2 separate regions of the Homo sapiens genome follow, and region 2 is linked to region 1. The links are chromatin loops, found by intact Hi-C in ENCODE. Cell type or tissue: endothelial cell of umbilical vein. All regions are shown on one strand.

Region 1 (5,000 bases):
ATAAACATAGAGAATCCTATTGACTCTGCCCATTTTGGTGAAACTAGAGAGATCTTTGCTTTTTCAGGCATTCTCCATTTTAAAAATAACTATTATTCAGCAAGCTTTTAATCACTTATTTTCAGGTTTCCAAGATTCTTCATATGCTGCCTAATTTTTCAAAAATTTGAAAAAGAGAAGAAACATTTCTGTAAAAAATAGTTCTTTCACGTAAAAAGAGTAGAAGAAAAATGTCAGAGATAAGGGGAGGGAAAGAATGAAAAGTCTGTGAGCAAGATGTCTGTCTCGTATGTTTGTGAGTCAGAGGAAGAATTGGGAAAAAAAAAAACCTATGGGGAGAGAGAAGGAAACAGATTGGGAGACTAATTTAAAGCAGAATCAACTAAAAGGAAGTTGAAGATTTGAAAAAATAAGACAGCAGCATCAAGAAGAGAAAGTCTGTTGAAAAGAGAAGCAATAAGAAAAACTTGTAGCAATTCATGTATATGACAAATTCAACCCACGTTTAAATAAAAATGCAAAGATTTCAAAAACACCAAAGAAGGATTTAATGAAAGGTTCTCATCACCCACAAATAATAAAGATTTTTTCCCTAACCTTTATTTTATTTATTTATGTTTTTGGACAAAGTGCATTTACTCTCAAATTTCTAAGCCTTATGTTGCTCTCTTGTACCATTTTCTCATTCATTTTACAATTATTCTTAAGGCCAAATAAGTTTTGACATGCAAATTTATGTTCTGTTCTTAAGTATGTTTCCCTCTTCCATCCCAAGAAGGTAGTTGGACTGCCATTCAAATTATCTATAAAAATTATCTAAAGTAGTACACTGAGAAAATATGCTTAGGCTTCTGGGTCTATGTATGTGATATCCTAGACGCCCCCCCAGATGTCATACTCACTGAAAGAAATTAAAGTTCTAGAAAGTAAATATTAATGCATATCAGTTCTTCCCTCAGCTGGCAAGAAACTAATCAATAATCAGAAGCCAAAAAATAAAGTGAAAGAACATTGCATAGGGATAGGTAAGTGTTCACCAACCCACCTGACTTTCACCTGGAGGCATCTGCTGAGCCTGGTGTCCCTGAGTATCTGTTCTGATGTTATGACAGGAACAGTGAGCCAAAGATTAATCCTAGCTCCTACAAGATGCAGAATCGAACAGAAGACTCCATATGCAGTTGGCACTCCAGAAGGCTATATCCCCAGTGCAAGGGTGAACTGGATATAAAAGCACATCAGAGAGGAAATCTGTTTGTCTTGATGGACAGAAAGAACAAAAAGAAATCCCCCTTATAAAGAGAACAGAATCACTGAGCCTCCAAAAGGTTTATAACTCAAGTGCTAAAGGGACTATTAGTAACAAAATAATATATTGGCTGTTATTTTTTAATATCCATTATCTTGACAAAATAAAGGAACCTATGTCCAGATTGTAGCAAAGAGAGGAATACTGAAAGAAAATGTATTTCTTTTATTGAACTTGGAAGAGACTGAATTCAGCAGCAGTATTCCTGTGTGGACAGAACAAAAGGATACAGACAAGAAATGTCCACTTTTGGGGCACCGAAAGGAATTTAATTAATAGCCTCACAAAGACAGAGATTGCAGGTAATTACTCAAGGCCCAACAGACACAGGGATCACTGAAGGAGTCCATGTAATTATTGAAGGAAAAAAAAATGTCCTTTCATGTTCTCTTTGCAGGATGCATGGCACCTGAGCACCATAGAGTCCTCATTCTCTCCTATTCTAACTACCCTAACTCTGATTTAAATAGCATCTCTGAAGTATCTACTCTGAAGCCAGCACTGAGATAAGCAAAGGTAACACAGAAATGAATGAGATATGCTCTGAACCCAGGAGGAGTATAGTCTGGGAGGAGAATGAATGAAGACTGATGCATTAGTTAAGTAACAGAAAAAATGATATGCAACAGATGTCTAGAATGGCAAAGTATGGTGGGAAAACAGGAGGCAGAAAATTAGCTTTGATGGAGACAGACAGTAGTTGTTTCTCAGCTGAATCAGAGGAAGGGGGCCCGAAGAAAAGGAGTAGAAGAGCTTATTTAGTGAGTAAGAATAAAAGAATGGTATTCCAGGAAGGAGTCATGGCATGGGAACAGGAACAAAGACGTGAAAGGACTTTGTGTGTTTACGTAAAGATAAAATGTGCTATAGGGTAAATCATCAGCCAAGTAGCAGCAGGAGCAGCTAGTTTCCCATGCAAGAAGCTGCCGGGCCAGGGGAAGTGGACTCCTCTGGTCAAGTTCTCCTCCACAGCAAGGAGAAAGATGAACCATTGCTGACTTAGGTATAGCAGTGAATCCCTGGGTATTTCTAGATACATTCGCCTGGGAAAACGCTATTAGCTACTAATTTGGGAAACATATGGAGTGGTAATTGGGGTTTGTGATGTGGGAGTACTGAGAAATTCACTTGCTGATAACACAAACACAGAGAGGACACAGGTGATGTCAGACTTATTATAGAAGGTTTTAAATTTGCATATGTATATAAAATGAGTTCTTTTACATCCCAAGAATCTATTAGAGGCCACAAAATGAAGACATGATGCATTCACTCATTTATCCAGAATTTTTAATCACTTACTGTGTATCAATTATAAGTCTAGTGCTGAAGGCATAGCAGTGAGGACAAGATCAATGCTCACATGGCATCCAATTCTACTAGAATCATCAAAAATTGATGAGTCTTGATGTAATTAGCTGCAGCAATTAAACAGATATGGTTCAAATGACATTGCAAACATGATGTGCATCAAGATAACCTGGATAGTTTTTTTTTAACAGAGCCTAGCTCCAGTCACTATCCATCTTGTGCTTTTTAAGAAGTTTCTCCGGGGAACTTTGATATGTAGTCAGGTTCAAGAAACAGTCACATAGATCATTGCTTCTCAAACCATCTGTGGTGAAAGTCCAAGGTGTTTTTTTTTCATGTTTGTCTTTTTTTAATTTCTGATCTATAGTAGACCAATATATTATAAAATACAATAAGAAGTTATGAGAGATTCTGCTTGGATATCTCAGTAAAGTCAAATTGCTCCAAAAGTTCCTAATTGTTTACCCTCAATTCCTGTACCTCCCTAATTGTGGTGGGCAGGTATCAGTTTGCATAGCAGCTCCAGAACATTTTGAGTAGTACTGGTCTAAATTACAAGTGGTTTTGAAATTCATAAAGGAACGTCAATGTTGTTTTGTGACCCAGGAAGACAGCACAAAGAAGGTAGAGGTAAGAGGGAGAAAAACCACTCAAGGAAGAATAGCATTCACAAAGACACAGAGAAAACCCTACTTCTTAGGGTAGTTGTCATCAACTATGCAGTAAATGTTTGTGTATGGTATTATCTTAGCAACTATAGAAATTAAACAAGTGAATCCTCATTTCTGAGAGACTGGTTGTCTAAGTCAGTGAAACAACTAAACACAGCTCATGTTGGTACAAAGTAATTTTTATATTTACAAAATATTACAGACATGTACCCATATATACATTCAGATATGCATATCTTTAATATTTTATATTTTATATAGATGAAGAGAACACATATATTATACATACCTGTGTACACACATACATGTTCACTTGTGTGTCTTTTCCAGTGTATTGTATCCAGGACTAATTACTATTGATTTTACACAACCATTCCAATACCCTCTTCTACAGGATTCTTTGTAGACAGTAAGGAGTGAGATATAGGAAAGGTAGTTTAGAAGTGGTCTATAGTAAACCTTTATTTGTTTATTTGTTTTAGCATAGTGATTTATCTTACCTAAAGGGATGTTCACCTCAAAAAAATCCCTTTGTAAGTCATTTGGCATTGTATAAACATCTCAGTGGCCCATGCCATAAAACAACACATCAAGGATGTATTTTATTACTTCATTCAGCAAGCAGCTTAAATATTAATTCTGTTTACTGTAGGAACTTAAAAAAACAATTCAGCTGCAGCCAAAGGTCACAGTAAGAGGCAGTGAGATGTCAACTGAGGGACTCACTGCTGTCTCTACTCCCCATCCCAAACTCTCCTCATTTATCCTGAAAAATGGGCAACCCGAAATGTAAATGCAGATGTAGTGTTCTTCCTATAGGTCACCTGATGACATCCCCAAAACTACCTTGTTGTAAATTTAGAATTTCTACTGATTAAAGTCAAACCCCATAGAGAATACTCCAAATAGGGAAAATTTAGATAAGAAAGATTAGTTTAACTCTTCTAGGAAGTAAAATTTTTATTCCTTTTTTTAGATTTCATTTACCCTATTTTGTGAATGAAAGGCAAAAATTCTTCCATGTCAATAAAAAAATGATTTGAATCTAAATTCTCTGATACTGCAATAGATATGCAACAATCTCTTAAATATTTTCCTCTTGGTTATAGAAAGATGTTCATTTCAAAATCTTCAAATGTGTTACTTTTATCTGTAAACAATTTATATCATAGTATTCAAACAGGGTTTAGCATTCTTAGAATTACATAACAGAAAACAGTGCTATGCAACTTCAATGATAATATTTTAGATGCCCTTATGGGGAATTTGTGAATAGTTAAGTGGGAGGTCTATATTTCTTACAGAAGTAAAGGAGGTCTGGAGAAGAAAATAATTAGCAATAATACAAGCACTGTTTGTCGGATATGGAGACAAAAGCATGACAGAGAGATTCACTCAGTTTGCAAAATCAAGGAAAACAGGCAGGAAATGCTTCACTACCTGTCTGTTTCTTTCTGTGTGAAAGTAGTGAGAAAATGTATTTTTTTCTGAAAGATTATTTTAAAAACCTGAAGTGTCACTTGTAGCAAGTTTCCAGCTGAGGTAGATGGTCTTATCTGTCTTTTACTAAATTAGGAAGCAGTGATTTTTTTTTCATAAGCCTTTTCTCATATGTAACAGCTAAACTTAAACCTTTGTTAAGCAAAAGTTAAGGAAGCTTCTTGACTTTATTATATTGTTTTGTTCTACTCCTGCATTGCTTCATTGCT
Region 2 (5,000 bases), 940 kb before region 1:
TCGTTTTGCAGACTGTAGGAAAGGGAGTGGATAGGACTTCCTTGTGTGTATTTTGAGCCCTTCCCGCATTCCTGGCTCCATTTTATAATCTGCCCTTTCCTGCCTCTTACTTTCTGCCTTAAATACACGGTGCTCTGTCTTTCCTCAATGCCTTATACTTACTGAAAAGATGCAGAGTATATAGAACTATATGGACTATATAAACAATTGTGTGTCTGTATTTAAAATATATGCATATATACATAAATAAAATCTAAATGCAAAAGCTCTGTCTCCCAGGCTGGAGTTCAGTGGCAGGATCTCAGCTCACTGCAAGCTCCGCCTCCCGGGTTCACGCCATTCTCCTGCCTCAGCCTTCCGTGTAGCTGGGACTACAGGCGCCCGCCACCACGCCCGGCTAATTTTTTGTATTTTTAGTAGAGACAGGGTTTCACCTTGTTAGCCAGGATGGTCTCAATCTCCTGACCTCGTGATCCATCCCCCTCGGCCTCCCAAAGTGCTGGGATTACGGGCGTGAGCCACCGCGCCTGGCCAAAAGGCTCTCTTTCAAAATAAAAAATTGAAATAAATATTGTATCTTTTAAATAAAGAAATTCTTTTTTCAGTATAAAATATTCTCTGACTAGATTTCTTTAGCAAGAAGGAAAAAGATTCAAGGCTTACACAGTTTTGCTTATCCTGTACGCCGTTTTTAAGTTCCTGACAAAGAAAAGGTAGTAATTCTTCTTATGCTAATTAAACTGGTGGGTTTTTCTCAGCTATGAAATAAGCGCTAAAATCTCTCACATTAGAATTAGTTTCAAAGTTGGGAAATATTGTTTAGATAATTATTTGAATAATAAAACAATGGTTAGGCCAGATTCAAAAGTATATCAGTAAATATAAATGAAACAGCAGTTAACTAAGTTTCTTTCTTAAAAATACATTATTTTAAAGGCTGAAACATTTCTAATCAATACTTAATAGAATAATTTTATTGTTCCTGCTGCAAAAGTTTTCTTTTTTTTTTAATATAATGATCAGAAACCACTTTCAAGAATTGCAAACCCAGGAAAAAAGTTTTATTTTGCTTATCATGAACATATAAATGTACAGCTTTTACAGCTGTTTTCCAAGTTATTCAGGAAGATTCTTGACAAAGACTCTGTCCTTGATCTAATGCTAGTTAGGCTCCCCCGAGTGTCTCTCTGACTAGGCTCTGGATCTTGGGTTGTGTCCATGGTTGGCTTATTCCACTTTTGGCAAAAATCTTGCTAAGTCAGTTTACAGTAAATCTGACTACCCTCTATACGATATCTTATCACCCTGGCCTTCCTTCAGTAAAAATCCTGTTAGGTCAGTTTAGCAAAATATTACCCTACTCTTAGTAATATTCCATCCATCAAAGCCTGACTGTTCCCCTTAGCTATAAGTCTCCACTTTTCCTTATCATATTCAGAGTGGAGACTGATCTCTCTCCTCTACTATAAAACCCCACTGCAGAAGCCTCCCTTGAATAAAGTCTTCTTCACTGCCTTTAACATGTGTCGTAAACAATTTTTCCTTTAACAAGTCCAGTGGATGCCCATGGACAGCAGTGTCCCATAGGGCCCTATGCCTGCTGCCCACCCACCTGAACATTTCCATCCTGGCCTTATTAAGAATTCAACAGAAATAGTTGTAGCTTCTACACTGCATAATTTTTAAAACCCTACCCCTTCTACAAGCTCATTTCATCTCAACTATAATCTTGAGAGATAAGTGTAAAAGCCGTATTTTACAAGAAGAGATTGAGGCTCAGGGACATCAAAAGACTTGTCAGAATCAAATTGCAATGAGAGCTTAGATCTACTAAACCTATTCTGACTATTCTTTCTGCTAAAGTTTTTATTTTCTCATGGCTGTAGTGGGGGCTTGATATGGTCCAGCTGTTGATGAAGACAACGGAAGTGCGTCTCCTCTCCTTCGACCCATAGCTATACGTACACTCAGCCCCAGTCTCCAAGTGAGTACAAAAAGACCCTGCTTTAACAAGGGCAAACACAGTTATGCTCAGAATCCCAGTAAATCTGAATGCCATATGCTTGTACCATTTTGTAATTTAGGCTTGTGGGGCTTCTTTATAAGGTAAAATATTAAGTGATAGACTCTATGATTAAGAATATGTATGAGTTAATTACTCTTTCTTAGTAAGTGTTATGGATAGAATGTCTTTCCCTTATGACAATGTTCCAGAGTACAGGATCTGATTTCTCTAACTTTGCCTTAGATTATCCCTAAATTAGATGTCAGTCCCAGGAAGCTCCAACGCCTCTGTGTCAGGAAGGAGTTTGGCTTCAGAGGAGCTGACATCAAACCCACGCTGAAGAACCTCACCTCCGGGAAACCTGCAGGTCTGTGTCGTCTGCATCAGAGGTTTGGTGGGATGAATCCCTCAATCACTCTCCAATGTGCTGCCATGTAAGGCACCTAGTCATAGTTTGGCAACAGAATTTGCTCCCAGGATTTTCTCATCTTTGTAGACTATGCCTTTAAAATGCACCTTTCTTTACTGTACACTGGCCAGACACCGAGTTTCATCTTGTTCACCATGATAAAGAGCAGAAGGGAAAGGATCTTTTATTTCCCTATAGCTTGGAGTTACTCTCTCACCACCAGAGGGCAGGTGTGTACCAGGATGCCAAACCACAGCTTGCCTATTTTGAGGGCGGTATTTCAGTTGTGTCAATATACGGGTATCTTGACAAATGAGTGAAGAACTTCCAAAGGAATACAAGTGATTAATTGTGCTGATTAAGCCCTAGGGTAGGGAGCAGGAGAGCCTGCCGGGATCACTGAGTGTGCATCAGCACAGAAAAGTGACAGTAATTGGGGTCCCATGCTGAGAAGTCTTCAGATCAAGGAAGTTCAAGCTGGGCACATGGACTTCGTTAACCAAATCTTCTATTGTGTCTTTACTCAAGTTGTGGTTCATGCTTATTAAAAAATGCAGACTCTCAGGGCAGCTGCATCAGAATCGTCATGTTTAACAAGCTCCCTGGGTGATTCTTTCTCTCTTAAGTTTGAAACAGGATCTTGAGAGTGTCAGCAACTCAGCAAACTCTTTCAAAGCTAAGGTTCAGGTTGGGGAAACCCACAAGTGTTCTGGATTTTGTTGTGAACTTTTAAAAGCCCCGTCCAGGCGCCCATGAACGTAAGGCCTACTTGGTGGCACTTCCCTGTGGAACAAACAGGCAGATGTACAGATACAAATCATCTCTTTGTCTTGGCTCTTTCCTCGGCCTTTACACACTCCTCAGGAATACAAGTTTCATGAGCAATTTAACCCTCAAGATGTATACAAACAGATTTTTATTTAACAGATAAATTATACTTTAAAGTTGAGCTGGAATTCGTACTCATTTTAAATGGAATCTTAGAAATATGATCATGAGACAGCCTCAGCCATCAGGGATCATGCAATAATGACTTCTTGTGCATCAGTAGGAATTTCGTGTGAATCAGTGGCAGAACTCCAGCCATATATTGTCCCTAAAGATGGTTTCTAGGACACAAAGCCACTCCTTCTGATTCTAAATTTATGTAACAGGTTTGAATTCTATAGACACCAACTTGAGTGCGAAGAAATAGAACTCTTGTCCTGTCTCCAGAAATATAGTATTGGGGCTAAATTTAGTCCAATCAGTCTTTTATCAGAATTACTAATTCAGTCAAAATTTAATTCAAATTTTAATTCAGCTTCCTACTTCTTCCTCTGGAAGATATGCAAGTCTAGAGAGGAGAAGTCCATTCATTCGTGGCAGGGAGGGTGAGATTCTGTCTACTTTCATTATTTTGTGGCACAGTGCTGGATGGTGCTGGCTCCCACAGGTGACACAGTCATCACCAGTACAGTGTGCAGGAGATACCAGCCAGCATCTCACTTATAAAGGTCCACATACATCACAGTAATGTGCATCTCCTTGATCTATGACCTGTTTTTGGCCAGGTAGCCTCTGGCCATGATCATCAGCTCATGCTCCAAGTTACTTTCCACAGCTTACCATGGAGCCTTGGGAAGAGTACAGACCTCTTCATTGCCACTCCCCAGCCACAGGGAATCTCAGGTAGAGCTGGGCCCTCCTTTCGTCAAAATGTATCATTTCTGTTTTTTCCCCAAGCCTCATGGTATATGGTATCTCGGAGGTTTCTACTCTTAAACTGCATCCCAAACATGGCAAATCTGTTTTCACATCTCTCAGAAATGCCACATTTTTCAAGGGACATATTTATATTTTCTTCCTTTCCCTTCTTCACCTACCCCAGGGAGGAAGTACAAATTCCTCTCTTCGTCCAAAACAGCATTCCCAGGTCAGCTATGTCTTCCTGGAGCTCAAATTTTTAACATCCTTCCAAGGAAAGAAGGGAAATCAGTTTGATCTCTTATACCCTACTTGAGTCGGTCCTGTTTTGTGATAAGAGCAGCATCATTGCTCATTTAGACTGTCAGTCCTTGCTGTCCACGGAGGTCTTCACATTCGTCAATGCAGTTTGAGTTAGAAGTCAGATGGGAATATGGCTACAGGTATCTTCAGGAAAGAGAAAGGAAATAGTGTTAATAGTTGGTTATTCTGTCCTATTTTGCCTCGCCATACATGCTTGTGCCCAGAGAGAGTGAGTCACGACACAATCTTAATCTCCTTTATCTATTTCGGTACGTTCTCAGAGGCTATCCACAGAATATGATTAATGTTACTATCTTCACCCAGACAATAAGAGAGTTCTGGGATTTCCCTGGAGTGCTGGGACCCCTTGTGGGAAACACTAAGTAAAATGTATTTGACAAGAGGCAAATGGAGAAAAGACTAGCTGGAGCCAAGAGCTGGTGTGGTTTCAGTGTGTGCATACAAAGGGAAGCATAAAGAATATTTTTTGTTGAGCAGTGATAGAATTGCTCTGTATCCTGATTCTGGTTGAAGACGCATTAATCTATAAATTTTTTAAAATTCGTAGAACTATGCACCAAAAAGTCACTTTTACTG

Evidence for each region. Peaks named below come from ENCODE experiments on the same cell type or tissue, not always from the same donor. Only the 100,000 strongest peaks of a DNase experiment are listed, where the experiment ranks them.
Region 2: a loop joins it to region 1, with 5 times the contacts of the local background. A loop is called at or near these places in 5 of 110 quality-filtered maps.

The regions. Positions count from the first base shown.
Region 1 is chr5:130,708,648-130,713,647 of GRCh38, forward strand. No RefSeq gene overlaps it. Among named protein-coding and RNA genes, the nearest start is that of HINT1, 450 kb to the right of the region's middle. In endothelial cell of umbilical vein, no CTCF peak of the experiment used is centred here; DNase peaks (open chromatin) are centred at 314 and 2,104; H3K27ac peaks cover 1,554 bases.
Region 2 is chr5:129,768,894-129,773,893 of GRCh38, forward strand. No RefSeq gene overlaps it. Among named protein-coding and RNA genes, the nearest start is that of MINAR2, 23 kb to the left of the region's middle. RefSeq lists an enhancer at 2,611-3,164. In endothelial cell of umbilical vein, a CTCF peak has its summit at 2,642 (motif pointing right); a DNase peak (open chromatin) is centred at 2,658.